2 separate regions of the Homo sapiens genome follow, and region 2 is linked to region 1. Evidence: read pairs that join two places in POLR2A ChIA-PET (ENCODE). Cell type or tissue: GM12878. All regions are shown on one strand.

Evidence for each region. ChIA-PET counts read pairs that join two places held together with the same protein. Peaks named below come from ENCODE experiments on the same cell type or tissue, not always from the same donor. Only the 100,000 strongest peaks of a DNase experiment are listed, where the experiment ranks them.
Region 2: POLR2A ChIA-PET joins it to region 1 with 6 read pairs; 1 of 35 experiments calls an interaction of 5 or more read pairs at or near these places.

What each region holds. Positions count from the first base shown.
Region 1 is chr5:132,265,350-132,270,349 of GRCh38, forward strand. It overlaps PDLIM4 (PDZ and LIM domain 4), which reads left to right. Exons shown (of 7, transcript NM_003687.4): 3 at 1,115-1,196. Among named protein-coding and RNA genes, the nearest start is that of PDLIM4, 10 kb to the left of the region's middle. RefSeq lists enhancers at 1-1,062, 569-1,069, 2,923-3,466, 3,478-3,557, 3,648-3,757 and 1 more. In GM12878, no CTCF peak of the experiment used is centred here; DNase peaks (open chromatin) are centred at 2,943 and 3,782; H3K27ac peaks cover 1,666 bases.
Region 2 is chr5:133,099,123-133,104,122 of GRCh38, forward strand. It overlaps HSPA4 (heat shock protein family A (Hsp70) member 4), which reads left to right. Exons shown (of 19, transcript NM_002154.4): 16 at 423-530; 17 at 2,637-2,756; 18 at 4,743-4,904. Among named protein-coding and RNA genes, the nearest start is that of HSPA4, 50 kb to the left of the region's middle. In GM12878, no CTCF peak of the experiment used is centred here; no DNase peak of the experiment used is centred here; H3K27ac peaks cover 1,704 bases.

The DNA.
Region 1 (5,000 bases):
CCCAGAGGAGTTCTGAGTAGATAGAGGCCACAGTTAGAGCTGTGAGTTAGGGTACCCACTTGGGAGCCTGGTTGAGGGGGCTAGAGACAGGGACTATGGGGCTGGTGTTGCCCTGGGGCAGCAGAGCTCTAATACCAAAGGCCTGGAGTAGAGAGGTAGCCTCCAAGGGACTAAGGAATGGGCAGAGGCGAGGAAGTGCAGAGTGAGTATGGACCATAGGCATAGATAGATTATTAAAACCCTCAACTGAAGGGGGCAGAAGAGGCAGGGGCAAGCTGCTAGGTCAGTAATGAGACCTTGAGAAGCCTCAGGAGGCTTCGTGGGGTGAGTTGGAGGGCATTATTCCCCTTTGGTCTAACCAGCCTCACCTCATACCCACCTGCCAGTCCAGGGTCCATGCCCCTTCCTGGCCTGCCTTCTCACAGGGCTACTGAGTGACAGGGCTGGGCCTTAGGCACGTAGCCTCTCGGCCTGCCTGCCCTGCTTATGGCAGGTTTATGATGTTTTTCTCCCTCCTGAGTGGTGTTTGGCTTTTGGTTTCTATGGCGAAGCAGGAATTTCCTAATGGCCTGTTTCCCATCTGGGCTGGGCAGACTCAGTGATGACTCTGCCGGCAGCAGCAGCAGGAGGAAAGACACACCCCTCAGAGCCTCCATTCCACCTACCCCAGAGCCGACGGACGCCTGACCCCACACCCCACCAGAGGCTGTAGATGCCCAGAGGATGCGTGGATAGGCTTCTAGCTGGTCAATGTGTGAGGCCTGGCTTGCAGTGCTATAAGCTGGGCCTCTTTGAGCTGAGCTTCTGTAGGCCACGAAGAGGGTGGAAGATTAGGGAAGACACAGGGCTTCTCCTGCAGCCTCTCCAGGAACCAGACTAGAGAGGGATTGGGCAGCCGATGGGGACAGAAGCATATAGCCCTACCCCAGGAGGATGGCAGCTAGAGTTGTGGCTCATTGCCACAACAGTCACCATTGTGGTACAGGGGAAAGCACTGGAGTGGTGTTCTTCTACCTGCAGGGCACAGCCCAGAGCCCAGCCCCTCTTGATCCTGGCTCCCAGGCATGGTGGGCGTGGTAGGAGACATATCTGACCATCACAATTTCTGCCACAGGCCTGAGGGTAGGAGCTGGCCCAGTGCCCCTGATGACAGCAAGGCTCAGGCACACAGGATCCACATCGATCCTGAGATCCAGGTATGTACAGACACTGCCTGGCCTGGCCTGGCTCAGAGTGAGCCCAGGGCAGAGGGGCCAGCATGCAGGTTCACCTGCACTGAATGTCCTCACTGGGGCTCTCAGATACCCAAGACAGAGACTGAAGCAGAAGTTTTCTCTGGACCACATCCATACCCCATCCCATGTTCCTCAGATGATGAGCACCTGGTGTGGGCTCTGTCTCTACTCCGGGCAATCCTGGATTCTGGACCAAGGTGCCTATGATGTCCAGGATCTGGGCTAGGCCTTGGTTTGCGGCTATCACACAGCCAGCTGGAGTTCACTCTGGTGCTCAGTGATGCCAGACCAGAAAGAAGTCACTGTGCTTGCAGCGGGGGAGATTGGTGGCAGTCTCAGGCTGTGGAGTGACCTCAGGCTATGGGACACTCCTCTGAGTGCCCTATCCAAGCCTGAAGTTCTCTCCTGGCCATCCTGTGGTGCTTCTAGCAGAACTTAGGCTGCAGGCCTGTCTGCCCAGTCACCTTTCTGTGTGTGATAGAAGTCATATCTCTGGTCCTGTCCTCAAGAAGAGTGAGGGGGTCAGGCTATTCTAGGGCCTTGTTTTGCCATGGCATAAGGAGTAGCCAAGTGGGGATGACTGAGGTATCCAGAGCCATCTCTGGGCCACAGAGTTTGGGCAAGGAGACTGGGATGGTCTGTGATGGAGCCAGAACCATGGGACCCAGCATGTGGGACCATTGCCTCCTGGGCCTGCCTTTGTCCACCCTCTCAACATGAAAGAAAAGGGGCCAAGGCAGGGAGAGGCTTCACTGAACCAGAGGGAAGGATGTGCCCCAGCTTCTCCCTCACTATCTACCCCAATCCCATCTTGCTCTATTCCCTACCCTGCCTGGCTGGCATCCCTGGAGCCAGATGCTTACCACCTTCCAGGCAGTGCCCATTCTGGCAGGGGAAAGGCACTTAGAAGTTCTGGGCTAGGGGAAGCCAGGGGCCAAAGGAGCCCAGAGTAGTCACATGACTCAGACAAGGAGTCAAGGAGTGCTTCCTGGAGGAAGGGGTATTGAAGCCAAGACCTGAAGGGCTAGGAATGGTAAGGCAGGCAAAGGGGTATAGGGAGAGGAAGTGTGGCCCAGAGGTGAGGTCTTGCACCACAAGTTCAGAGAAAAGAAAGGTCCAGGGGAAGGGAGGACAAGATGGAAGGAGTGAGAGGACAGAGGTGAGAGATGAGGTGGTGGAGCAGGGCCACAGAAAGGCTCTTGGGCTTCTCTATCCTGGACCTCAGCTGTTCTTACAGGGATTCATGGCCACATCTGTGTCTCAGAAACTTGCTCTGATGGCCCCATGGACCCCAGACCTTAGGGGTAGGGGTACATGTTGCCATAGACAAATGAGCCAGGTTTGCCACAGGCCAGGCAGAGGGGAGCAGCAGGGTGTGGGCCTCAAGCTCATGCATGAGGCCCAGCCTCCCTCAGAGGTAGCAGTGCCAGGATGACGTGGTGGGGAGGGGGTTCAGTCTTCCAGGAGAGGCTCAGGGCCGGTGGGCCTGGGAGGCTGGCGACTGTAGAGCAGCTCCCCCTGCCCCCACACTTGTTCTCATTGACTCCCTTGAAGACCAGGCTGCCAGTGGCTCAGACTGGAGAAGGAGGGAGTTTCCACAAGCACCAGGGCAGCCCCTCAGCTGCTGCCCCACTTTTGTACTTAAAAGGTCATGGGCTCCATGGGTGGTGACAAAAACACCCCCACCCCACCCCTGCAGGGCTGAGTCCTTGCTAACACAGACACAGGGCCCATTGTCCCCATGCTGCTCCCACCCTCTGCCTGAGTGGGGGTGTTGGGGAGGGGGTGGAGCTAGCTGGAGCCATCGAGGAGGAGGAAACCACAGTTGGCCCTAGGACCAGCACAAGGTGCCCTGGCACACATCCCCGAGTGGGATGGGACAGGGCCAGCTGGAACTTCAGGCCCACCTTCCCTGTGGGGCGATAGGAGAACCTCCTTCTCTCAGGCCTCTTGTGGGAACACAGGAGGCACTTGGCCTAGCCCAGGGTGGAGGAAGGATAGTAACTTATTACTATCCTTCTGGGTTAGTAGGGTTTTCTGGAAGGAGTGGCAATTATGCTCAGAACCAGGTGATGGGGAGAAGCAAGTCAGGTGGAGCAGGCAGTCCTTGCACACTCAGCCTGTCCTCCCCAGACCAGCAGAGAGCTAGAACTGAGCCTCTAGGAGATGGCACCTGCTCATCTGGACTCAGCGCCTGCCTCCATCCAAGTTGAGTGTCCCAAAGCAGGTAGTTACCCCCATCCTGCTGAAAAATCCACTGAGGCTTCAACAACCAAGTGGGCAGCAGGCTGGTTCTCAGAGCAGAGGAGCATATGGTACGAGGTGTACCACCCACAGAGGGGGAAAATACAGGACTGGGGGCCCAGGAATTCCCCTGACAGCCATTCATCCAACAAGTATGTGCTTTATGCCAGGCACTATGCAATTGTCTTATTTCATCTCCACAAGGAACCTGATGTGGAAAGCATCACATTCCCCAGCTCATAGATAAAGAAACAGGTTCAGAGAGGTGAAGAGACTTGCCCAGTTAGGGGATAACCCTGGGACTCAAACTAAAACTGAGGTAGCCATGTGTGTCCTAGCCACAGAGTTCAGGCCTAGAGAGGCAGCTGCATGGGTGACCGTGGGAGGGGCAGTGGCTCTGATGGCCCTGCAGTGGACCCCTGCACCCTGCTGGGTAGGGGTGAGTGAGGGCCTCCTTCCTCCCAGTCCCAGTCCCTCCAACTCCTCCCTCCCACCAAAGCCTCTGCCCGGAGGCTGAGCCCCACCCCCACTGGCCACAGCCCATCTGGTCCCCATTAGAGGTCAGCCCTGCCTGCATGCTTGCCCGACAGACACACGTGTGAGAGCGCTCACGTTTCTCAGGGGCTTTTGTTGGGCCTGATGTGGATAGGGGTTTTCCTGTTGCTGCTGCATTGATGGGGGCCACCTGGGCAGCAAGACCCTCCTGTTTGTCTGTTGGGGTGGGGGAAATGGAGGGGGGCCCACCCAACTGCTGGTCTGCCTGTTCCCCAGGTTCCCACCCTACAAAAAGCAGGGGGTACTCAGGGCAGAACCCCACAGGCTCAACTATGCCTCAGAGCTTCCTAAGTCCAAACCAGGGTTCTTCCCACTACGATAGGCATCCTTTCCTGTCCACACTGGGCTCTCTGACCACACTGTAGAGCAGAGGAGGTTTACACGTCACTCCCAGGCTGAGGCTAAGACCTACCCCATGGCCTGGCCTCAGACATCATCCTAAAATCAGGCTGCTCTGGCTACTAGCCCAGTCTCAGCTATGGAGGCCACTATGGCCATTCCCAGGGTGACCAGTGCTGGCTCCAAGTCTCTGTAACCATGCGCATGTAGTTAGTTGTATGTAGGGAGATTGGTAGGTGCATATGTGTTGTCCTTATGTGTGTGTGTGTGTCTTTAAAGCATAATTGTGAGAGTGTGCATGCCCCTGTTTACATTGCTGTGGGGTGCTTGTGTGCACTTGCAAGCTGGGAACTGCACAGCTCTGGACTCTGCAGGGACAAAGATCCCCAGTCCCCACTCAGACCCCCACACACAGAGATACTGCCCTCTCCTCATGGCTGAGGGGGCAGGTTCAGGACACTCCCACCCAAAATGTTTCAGCCATGGGCACCAGGCTGGCTGTGGGGTAGTGGGGCAGAGAGCCTTGAGCCCTAGCCTGGTCTCTGCCCCTCATCTGCTGTGCCTGCAGAAGGCTACTCATTGTGGCCTGGAAAGCAGGAAATGGGGGACAGGTGTAGGCCCAGAAGG
Region 2 (5,000 bases), 830 kb after region 1:
CCCTGTATCTTATCTTATTTTTTTTGAAATGGAGCCTTGCTCTGTTGCCCAGGCTGGAGTGCAGTGGCCCCATCTTGGGTCACTGCAACCTCCGCCTCCTGAGTTCAGGCAGTTCCCCTGCTTCAGCCTTTGTAGTAGCTGGGATTACAGGTGTCTACCATCACGCCCGGGTAATTTTTTTTGTATTTTTAGTGGAGACGGGGTTTCACCATGTTGGCCAGGCTGTTCTTGAACTCCTGACCTCAGGTGATCCACCTGCCTCAGCCTCCCAAAGTGCTGGGATTACAAGTGTGAGCCACTGCACCTGGCTGCCCTCTGTATTTTAAAGCAAATCTCAGATACATCATTATATTCTATGCCTCTGACTGTATTGGGGATGTAATTTTTGATTGACCTAATTATAATATTTTCTTTATCATTAGGATCGTAACAGTTTTACTTTGAAACTGGAAGATACTGAAAATTGGTTGTATGAGGATGGAGAAGACCAGCCAAAGCAAGTTTATGTTGATAAGTTGGCTGAATTAAAAGTAAGTGACTCTTGAGAGCAGAGGTATCCAGAACCCTTGTTGAAGCTTCCTCTGAGGAGCTCAAATTTGGGAGGAATTCTCAAGTAAAGACAGACTGAAAATGATGTTTGATGAACTAAAATAAACCCTTTATGACTTAGGCTCATTATCATTCTCACTTTTAGAACCTTGTAATAACAAAATGATTTTTCTGAAAATTGACTTTAGGTTTGTAATGTTTCACTGAACTGGATGTTTAGTGCATTCTTGGTGTCAAGAGATAAAATGACTGCAAGACTTAGTACCTGCCCTAAAGGCACAGGGAATGCAGCTGGAGCAGGGCTGTTTCTGTTTATGTAGTTTGGATTCTTGATAAAAGCAAAGCATCTGGTGGTTTATTTTTTATTATTTTATTTATTTATTATTTATTTATTCATTTATTTATTTTTAAATACACAGTCTTGCTCTGTTGCCCAGGCTGGAGTGCAGTGGCGCAGTCTCGGCTCACTGCAACCTCTGCCTCCTGGGTTCAGGGGATTCTCATGCTTCAGCCTCCAGAGTAGCTGGGATTACAGGCGCGTGCCACCATGCCTAGCTAATTTTTGTATTTTTAGTAGAGACAGGGTTTCTTTTCACCATGTTGGCCAGGCTGGTCTTGAACTCCTGACTTCAAGTGATCTGCATGCCTTGGCCTCCCGAAGTGCTGGAATTATAGGTGTGAGCCACCATGCCTAGCCAAAGCATCTGGTTTTGTATTTAAAGCATCTGATCTTTTTTTTTTTTGAGACGGAGCCTTGCTCTGTTGCCGAGGCTGGAGTGCAGTGGCGTGACCTTGGCTCACTGCAAGCTCCGCCTCCCGGGTTCACGCCATTCTCCTGCCTCAGCCTCCCAAGCGCGGTGGCTCATGCCTGTAATCCCAGCACTTTGGGAGGCCTAGGCGGGCGGATCACGAGGTCGGAGATCGAGACCAAGGTGAAACCCTGTCTCTACTAAAAATACAAAAATTAGCCGAGCGTGGTGGCGGGTGCCTGTAGTCCCAGCATCTGATCTTTTAACATTAGGATTAAACATGAAAGAATTACATAAAATTGAGGCCTTTTGTTCAGAAAAGGTTGCAGATGCACAAGAATGAACTTTTTACATTTCTCTTTAAATTTAGCTCTGGATTACTTGGTTTCTTGTGGAACTGGGCCATTTTGAATCTCACTCTGTCAGTCGGGCTGGAGTTCAGTGGTGTTATCACGGCTTACTGCAGCCTCGACCTCCCATGCTCAAGTGGTCCTTCTGCCTTAGTCTCCCAAGTAGCTAGGACTACAGCTGTGCGCCATCACGCCTGGCTGTTTTAATTTTTTTTGTAGGGAAAGGGTCTCCCTGTGTTGCCCAGACTGGTATGGGTACTCCTGGACTCAAGCAATTCTCCTGCCTTGGTCTCCCAAAGTGCTGGGATTACAGGCATGAGCCACCGAACCTGACCAAGCACATCTTAATATCACTGTTGTATTAAGTTTTCAAGTTCCAGTTATTTCATAAATGATTTTTTTGTTTGAATCAGTATCCGTATAGGGCTCATAGATTTTATTGATGTCGCTTATAACTGTGTCTATAGTTCTTCTTCCGTTATTTCCCCATGTCGCCCCACCCTTTCCTTATTTAGTTTATGAGGAAATTGGATCATTGGTCCTGTAGGATTTTCCTCTAGTTGGATTTTGCTGATTTTCACCTCCCTGGTGGTATTTAACATTATTTGTTAAATTGATGGTTACATTTAGAGGCTCCATCAGATTCAGATGTTTAAGATTTTAAATTAAAACATTTTTTATTTTTGGCAAGTATACTTTATATTTAGTACTGTGTATCTCCATTAGGAGGCACCTAATTTTTGGTGGTCTCCCTGCTGTGTTTTGAGGGCTCAGGTGACAAATTGAAGCGATTCCAGATGGATCAGTGTTGAGGTATAGTTTCATTCCCCTCCTGAAGTAGCTTCATATTTCCAAAGGCCTGGAGAAATATATTTAACTTCTTATATATAGCACACGGAGATTAAATGTACTTTATCACTAGTTTTAGTGGAATCAGTACTCTGGATCGTTGAACTGCCGTATGAAGACTGTGTATTCTTCTGTTAAGAATCTAGGTCAACCTATTAAGATACGTTTCCAGGAATCTGAAGAACGACCAAAATTATTTGAAGAACTAGGGAAACAGATCCAACAGTATATGAAAATAATCAGCTCTTTCAAAAACAAGGTAACTTTTTTCTTTGTCCTACTCTTATTTTAGTAAAGTTAACTTTTTTTTTTTTTTTTTTTTTTTGAGACGGAGTCTTGCTCTGTTGCCCAGGCTGGAGTACAGTGGTACAATCTCGGCTCAGTGCAACCTCCACCTCCTGGGTTTAAGCAATTCTCCTGCCTCAGCTTCCCGAGTAGCTGGGATTACAGGCGTGCACCACCACGCCCAGCTTATTTTTGTATTTTTAGTAGAGATGGAGTTTTGCCATGTTGGCCAGGCTGGTCTCGAACTCCTGACCTCAAGTGATCCACCTGCCTTGGCCTCCCAAAGTGCTGGCTGGTATTACAGGCGTGAGCCACTGCTCCCGGCCGTAAAGTTAACTTCTGAGGCATTTACATAGCATTTTTTTCTCTTGTTCTCATTAACTTGTTTAATAGCACTTTTTATTTTGGATATTAATGTAATGTGTAATGTTTTATAGCGTCTTAATAAGAACCATAGGATTTGCTGTATCTCTTTAATAGGTGGAATCTGGAATTGAACAGTGTTGTTCAGTTTCCTTTTCGTTGGTGTTTGACTTAACATGCACTATCCTGGTCTTTCTAACACCTGAGGCCAGTAATTATCCACACAGTACCTTTATAAGGTAGGGGGTGGTATCAACATTTATAGATAAATTCCAACTTATTGAAGCCTCACTTTCCTTAAGCAACATTCAGGGTCACTAAATTGGGAGAACTGTCATTTAGCCAGAAGTCTGACTCCAAAGTTCAGACTTTGGAGTATAAAGTTCCTCCATTATACCCCAGGTTCTTGACATATTGTTAGTGTAAGAAACTTTGAATGATAAATTGAGCTTTTGTGGGTTTTTGTTTGTTTGTTTGTTTTTGTGTTTTGACAAGTTCTCACTTTGTCACCCAGGCTGGGGTGCAGTGGTGAAATCTCGGCTCACTGCAGCCTCAATCTCTCTGACTCAAGCAGTTCTCCTGCCTCAGCTACTTTCTAAGTAGCTGGGACTATAGGCACGTACCACCACACCCAACTAGGGTTGTCTTTTTTTTTTTTTTTTTGAGATGGCATTTCACCATGTTACCCAGGCTGGTCTTGAACTTCTTAGCTCAAATGATCCACCCACCTCAACCTCCCAAAGTGCTAGGATTATAGGCATTAGCCATCAGGCCCCTCCTTTTTTTGTTTTTTTTTCCTCCTTCTTTTTTGTGAGACAGGGTCTCAGTCTGTTGCCCATGCTCTAGTGCAGTGGTGTGATCGTAGTTCACTGCATCCTCAACCTCCTGGGCTCAAGTGACTGTCCTGTCTCAGCCTCCTGAGTAGCTGGGACTATAGGCACATGGCCCTCATGCCTGGCTAATTTTTGTATTTTTTGTGGAGATGGGCTCATTGTGTTGTCCAGGTCTTGAAGTCATGAGCTTAAGCGATCCTCCTGCCTCAGCCTCCCATAGTGCTAAGATTACGAGCGTGAGCCACCACGCCTAGCCCGAAAGGCCTTCTTCTTCTTTTTTTTTTTTGAGATGTAGTCTCGCTCTGTTGCCCAGGCTGGAGTGCAGTGGTGTGATCTCGGCTCACTGCAAGCTCCGCCTCCTGGGTTCACGTCAAAGGCCTTCTTTTAAAAATAGTATTCATTATAGTTTTGGTTCCGAACTAGCATGCTGAAACTTCAGCTCTCATATCTAATGTAATTTTTTTGCATTGTGAAATTATCTTCCTAAGATTTTGTATAAATCGGGTGCTGCTGTTTATCTTGTTGAAGCCTTTTAATTGATACCTTATGAATTTTCTTGACCTTTAAAATTTAAATCTATCCTGAGTGTATTCAAAAATTGTGGTTAGGTTTCTTTTGAATAATTCTGTTCAGATTGTGAGGCTAAATATGCTTTATTTTTTGAAAGATTATAAGTTTTTGAAAAATGGCAGAAACTAGACAGTAGTTGCGGGGAGGGAGGGTATCACACTTTTAGCACTTGTTTGACTGTCTCCTGGTTGCAGGAGGACCAGTATGATCATTTGGATGCTGCTGACATGACAAAGGTAGAAAAAAGCACAAATGAAGCAATGGAGTGGATGAATAACAAGCTAAATCTGCAGAACAAGCAGAGTTTGACCATGGATCCAGTTGTCAAGTCAAAAGAGATTGAAGCTAAAATTAAGGTAATTTAAGACTTTTTTTTAATAGTCTTTTCTTGACAGCCTTATTATTAATAGTCCTCAAGTGACACTTAGGAGGGAACTTTATTATAGTGTTTT